2 separate regions of the Homo sapiens genome follow, and region 1 is linked to region 2. Evidence: chromatin loops called from intact Hi-C (ENCODE). Cell type or tissue: mammary epithelial cell. All regions are shown on one strand. Each heading gives the region's core, and the rest is flanking DNA. Links, peaks and the distances in the headings are about the cores only.

What was found. Hi-C counts contacts between places; a loop is a spot of excess contacts. Peaks named below come from ENCODE experiments on the same cell type or tissue, not always from the same donor. Only the 100,000 strongest peaks of a DNase experiment are listed, where the experiment ranks them.
Region 1: it touches region 2 in a loop (2.9-fold over the local background); 2 of 110 quality-filtered maps call a loop at or near these places.

Annotation. Positions count from the first base shown.
Region 1 is chr11:69,587,299-69,590,098 of GRCh38, forward strand. No RefSeq gene overlaps it. Among named protein-coding and RNA genes, the nearest start is that of CCND1, 52 kb to the right of the region's middle. In mammary epithelial cell, for the core only: CTCF peaks have their summits at 399 and 1,287; DNase peaks (open chromatin) are centred at 543 and 1,143; H3K27ac peaks cover 1,649 bases.
Region 2 is chr11:69,295,947-69,298,746 of GRCh38, forward strand. MYEOV (myeloma overexpressed) reads left to right here. Exons shown (of 3, transcript NM_001293291.2): 3 at 1-1,341. The coding sequence ends at 446. Among named protein-coding and RNA genes, the nearest start is that of MYEOV, 3.2 kb to the left of the region's middle. RefSeq lists enhancers at 1,059-1,921, 1,181-2,380, 1,887-1,956, 1,922-2,783, 2,537-2,796. In mammary epithelial cell, for the core only: no CTCF peak of the experiment used is centred there; a DNase peak (open chromatin) is centred at 1,565; H3K27ac peaks cover 1,654 bases.

The DNA of each region.
Region 1 (2,800 bases), core at 44-2,543, 290 kb after region 2:
ATTGCTTCCAGAAGCCTGGCCAATCCACCGGAAGGCCATCCTCCCACCTAGCCTCCTCCCTGTTTTCCTGCTAAAACCCAAAGCATCCCTGGGCACCTGCCCCTGTGTCTGGTGAAGCCCTCCCTGACATCCCAGGCAGTCTTCTGGATCCCCTCAGCATCTGTTTCCCCATACAGCAGGTGCCACATGGTACTCCAAGCCATGGCTTCATGCCTTCAACAGCATCATCACCCTGAGCTTCCAAGGACGTACCCATGCACCTGTTGTCTTGAGGAGGCAACGTGGCACAGAGCACGGATTTGGGCTCAGACTTCCCAGACACACACCCTTGGGCAAGTTACTTCACCTCCCCAAGTCTACTTTCCCCATCTACAGGTTGAGGTCTCAATAGCACCTGCCTCATTCTGCAGACCCAATGGGCGTGTGTTTGTGACATGCCTCCCAGTAGCGCCTGTGACAGAGAATGAGCATGTGTTTTGGTTGTTGCCATGATTGTACTGTTATTCTCAACACCTTTGTCAGCCCAAAGTCAAAAACAGTGCCTGACACAGGTCAGAGGAATGTCTGTGCTCTGGACAGTGGAGCCACATTCTCTCCCCTTGTTTTATCTGATGTTTCATTCATCCTTTTGACTCATCCTCACATCCTGTCTTGCCAGGACACATGGGCAAGGGCTGGGTCTGGGCTAAGAGATGCAGCTTCCAAAAAGATGGGTCTGAAACTATTGTGGCCTGATGGCTTGCTTGATTTTTAAAGCTGTTTGCAAAGCTACAGCAAACTACATATGGGCAACATACACCCTCTCCCTCCCTGCTGTGGTTATCAGCCGGGAACTGCCACCTCCCTGCCGTTCTTGGTCTCCCAAAACTTCCTTTGCATCCCGATCACATATTTTTGTTTTCCTCCAGAAATCAACAAAGCACCAAAAAACACAACTCGACAGAAAACCCGGCCGAATTTTGATTTTTAAAAATTGCAAATAGCTCCTTTCCCTTCTATTCCCTCAAATAACTAACCAGGGACAGGCCATGCTTCCTCTGATCCTATTCAGGAAATGAATTTTGATGACCAGACTTACGTGGATGTGTGGTATGTTTCCCCATCTGTGGGAGTTCTCTAGCCATGGACACTTTTTCCAGTCCTATAAAGAGCTTGCTGGAACTGGACACAGGATAGTTGAGTCAAGTTCCTCAAGTCAGTTCTGGATCTTCGATTGACGAGTTCAAGTTCTCTGCATGACCCAAGGCTGAATCATCTGCAGTTCGGCCTCTGCCCAGTAGAGTGAACTTAGGTACTGTAGAGCAGCTACATAATTTTTATAATAAAGTCCATCCACCAGGACAACGCATGGCTGGCCTAGGATTATGGACCCAGTGGAATGTTTGTGGATCCCTACTATATAAAAAGCTCTTGAAAAGCAATGAAGAAAAGGAGAGAAACCTGTTGGAAAACTATGGGAAAGACATGAGCAGGCAATTCAAAGAGAAGGAAATTCAGTTACCAGTAAAAATATAAAAAAGCGCCCAACCTCATAACTGGTTTAAAAACTGTGCATTTTTTAAACCAATAATATAATAATTTTGAGTTTTGTTTTTGCTTTGTCTGTCAGATTGGCGAAGACAAAAAAGGTTGAAAATACCCAATGTCACTATTGGAGAGAGCACAAATTGATTCAGCCTCCATGGGAGGGATAGGGACTATAAGGACCTATTGATCACATTTTAAATTGTGGCTGATCTTTGATAGCAACTATGCATCTATGAATTAGCTTAACTGAAAAACCCGTGTAAGTGTACAAGCATAGATAGGAAGGATATTCATTATGGCATTGTTTTTAATGGCAAATTTTAGGACCTTCAACCCCAAAAAGGAACCAGGCCCAGGAGGTTCACAGGGAATAGCTCCTAAACCTTTCATCCCAATGCTGTTTAAAACTTGAGCATACAACAAGGAAGAAAATTTTTTTAATTATTTTTATAAAGCAAGTATAACATTGATACCAAAACTTGATGGGAGCTTTGGATAAAATTTCTTATAAATATCAAGGGGAAAATCCAAAGTAAAATATAAACAAATAGAATTCAGAAGCACATGAAAAGAAGACTACATTCACACTGGGAAATATGTTAATAAAATTGATTGTATTAATTGACTTCAGGGGAGGTAATCAAATGATTGTTTCCATAGTTGAAAAACATTTGAAAAATTCCTGGTTAAACACTCAATAAAAAAGAATAGATGGAACTATCTTTAATCTAACAAAATATTTCCATCTCAGCCAGCTTCCTCTTAATACAAGAAACATGAAAGGTATTGCCACTAAGACAGCAACAATCATTATCAACACTGTTATTTAATTGTTGCAGAATTACTAGCAAATACAACCAGAAAAGGCAAATAAATTCAAAGTATAAAAATGGAAAAGAAGAAAAAGTCTTAGTATTTGCAGGTGATATCCTTATATTCCTGGAAAACCCCCCAAAATACATTGAAAGGCTATTATAAGCAATCAAATGCATCACTAAGGGAGCAGACTATATTAAAAAATCAGTAGCTTTCACACACACACACGTGCACACACACACACCACACACAATCCAGAATCTGCTTCTCAGTTAATTTTTTTAAAAGATAAAATGATAGGAATAAGCATAAAAGGAATTTTTAAGATCTCTATCTTTTAAAACTCTTAAGAACTATTGAAGAACACAAAGGAAAATAAACAATTGGAAAAACAACCCAAATTCTAGAAGCCAATTCTCACTGTTAATTTTCAAAGTCAACTTGACCCCATTGAAAA
Region 2 (2,800 bases), core at 28-2,527:
GAGAAGCCTTTAGAGTGGGCGTTGAGCAGGCCATTAGCTCGTGCCCTGAGGAGGTGCATGGGCGGCATGGGCTCTCCATGGAAATTATGTGGGCGCGAATGGATGTGGCTCTGCGCTCACCTGGGCGAGGACTTCTGGCCGGTGCCGGGGCACTCTGCATGACCCTGGCAGAATCGAGCTGCCCTGACTATGAAAGGGGAAGAAGAGCATGCCTGACCCTCCACCGGCACCCCACCCCTCACTGCTCCACCTGGGGCCTGCCTCTGCGGGTGGCTGGGTCCTGGCTGACTGTTGTGACTGTTGAGGCCCTGGGGGGGTGGCGCATGGGAGTTAGGAGGACTGGCCAGGTGGGGCCCACTATGCACCCACCCCCAGTGTCAGGTGCTTCTCCTCTCCTCCTCCACCACCTCCTCCTCCTCCTCCTCATCATCATCCTCACTTGTTGAGGACGTCCTGTGTGCCAAGTGGTTTATATGCCCAGCCTCATTTAATCCTCAGAATGACTCCATGAGGTAGCTACTAAAACCCCCCACTTAACAGATGAGGAAACTGAGGCCTAGAGAAGCTCAACAAGTTGCCTAAGTTCCAAGTTTCCTCTCCCAACTCTCCTACCCTCTCCTCTTCCTTCTCCTTTCTCCCATTCTTCCCTGCCTCTTCCCTAACTAGACAATTTTTTATTGAGTGTCTCCCAGGTGCAGGCATGAGCCAGGTGCTGGGAAAATCATGATAACCCAGCTCCTTCTGGTCATTTTCTCAGCTGGTTAGAGGCTGGGAGGACACGCAAGTTCAGCTCCAGCCGACTGGGGCATTGGTGGTAGCCCCTGGAGACATTGTGCAATGGGGCTACGAGGCTGCATCTGGCTCCAGGGAAGCGTGTTGCAATCCATGAGTGATGTCTGCCATGCGTACAGGCATGGAGAGTGAGGCGCCTGTACTGTCTTTCTGTAGACCCTAGACTGGTGGGGCCTCTGAAATGCATCCAGACACTGTGCTGGGTGTGTTGCATGGCCCTCCCAACCAATTCAGTATTTTTCTCCCCATTTTCCAGGGAGAAATCTAAGGCGTCAGAATGTAAGGTTCTTATTGGAACCCAGGCTCCAGGGTCCCTGGTTTTCTGTGACATCATGCTGCAGGACCCTGTTTCTCTCTTTGCTTTGGCTGCTGGGGAGCTCAGAAGGGAGCTTTAGGCTTGCTCTCAGTCACCACATTAGCTCAGGGGTTTGGGCATTTTTGTCGCCGTCTCCTTTGGGCTCTGTCTCCTCCCTGCTGTGCTTCCTGAGGAGCAGGCCGGATGTAAGTTATCAACTATAAATAAAACCAAGACTTCCGTTCTGGCTCTCACTCTAGTTTCCTGGTGCATTTTTTTTTTTTAAAGTTCTTAATCAAGGGAGGGGATACTCCTAACTGAAGATGACATCAGCATCAGCTGGCCCCGGGGGGCAGGCCCCCAGCCCCCAGGCCCGTGTGGGCCCTGAATGCCCCCATTATGAGGGGTAACCTCATTACACAAGACACGCTGCACGGCGGAATTTCAAATGGGGTTTTGTGGTTTCTGCCCTTTGCAGCCGAGCACACACAGGCAGCTGCGGCCGCCCGGCTTCCTCTCCCGCCGCAGCCCTGGCGCCTGGCCAGCTGGTGACCACCCCTTCTACCATGAGTCAGTTTCATTCTTAACTCTCTGACTCAGGTCCCTTTAAAGGGACAGCAGAATCCATTCATTCCAAGCAAGGGAGGAGAGGTGAAGAACCTGCCTGGGAGAGGAGTCAGGGGTCAAGAGGAAGCTTAGGGGTCCCAGGCAGGCGGCTGAGTGAGCAGCCCTGCCTCACTCCCCTACCCCAGACACCAAGGATGGAGGGGCTTTCCTGCCTGTTCCAAGGGAGACGGACCTGTGACTTCCCCAAAGCAGACCATCTGCAAGGCGGGAAACCCCGGTGTTCAGCAAGCTTCCTTTCTGTCTGGGCACAAGCCCTGCCCAAGCTCTGGGCTCAGAAGGTAATGGGGGCTTTGCAAGCCACCCCCAATGCCCCACGTGCACCACTTCCTTCTCATCCTTGGCCCCCTCATTCCTTGTACTTCCGTCGCAACAACCTCTGGAGTTCCTAGAACATCCTGAGCTGCTTCCCCCGGCTGCCTCCCTGCCACCTGGCATGCACGTCACTCCGCTCTTTGTGGTGGTCCCATCTCCTCCTTCCGAGCCCAGCTGCATGCCACCTCCTCCCACGTACATACTGCCAGTCCGTCATAGCAACCTATTTATCTCCATAGTAACACAAGGAACAACCCCAAACTCTATTCAACTTGCTCCCCATGTTAACGGCCCCCAGTGTGGACTGTCAGCTCCATGAAGGCAGGGCCCTACTTATCTCGTTCACAGCACAAGGCCGGGCACACAGTAGGTGCTCACTCAACATTCCTGGGATCAATGGGAAATGACTGTCGGGGAACCCTCTGCAGCCGTCCTTGTCGAGGGCCCCAGATGGGGTGTGGGTGGCCCCTCCCCATCCAGATGGTGTTGGAGGGGCTGGGGGCCAGGCATGGCGAGCAGGCCGAGGCTGCAGGTGGACATCCCTGGGACTGGAGCTGCTGGGGGCCAGGCTGCAGTTCCAGCCCAGGTCAGGTCTCATGTGAGGCCTCCGTGAAACAAGAATTTCTCTCTCCGTTTCCTTCTCCTGTCTGACTCACACTTTCGTTTTGAAGTTCCCCCTTTCTGCCAGTGCTTTGCCTGAGGTTACGGAGTGGTCAAGCGAGGCCAGCAGGGCGTGGAGACCAGGAGGAAGCTGGGCTGCAGTTTCATTCACAA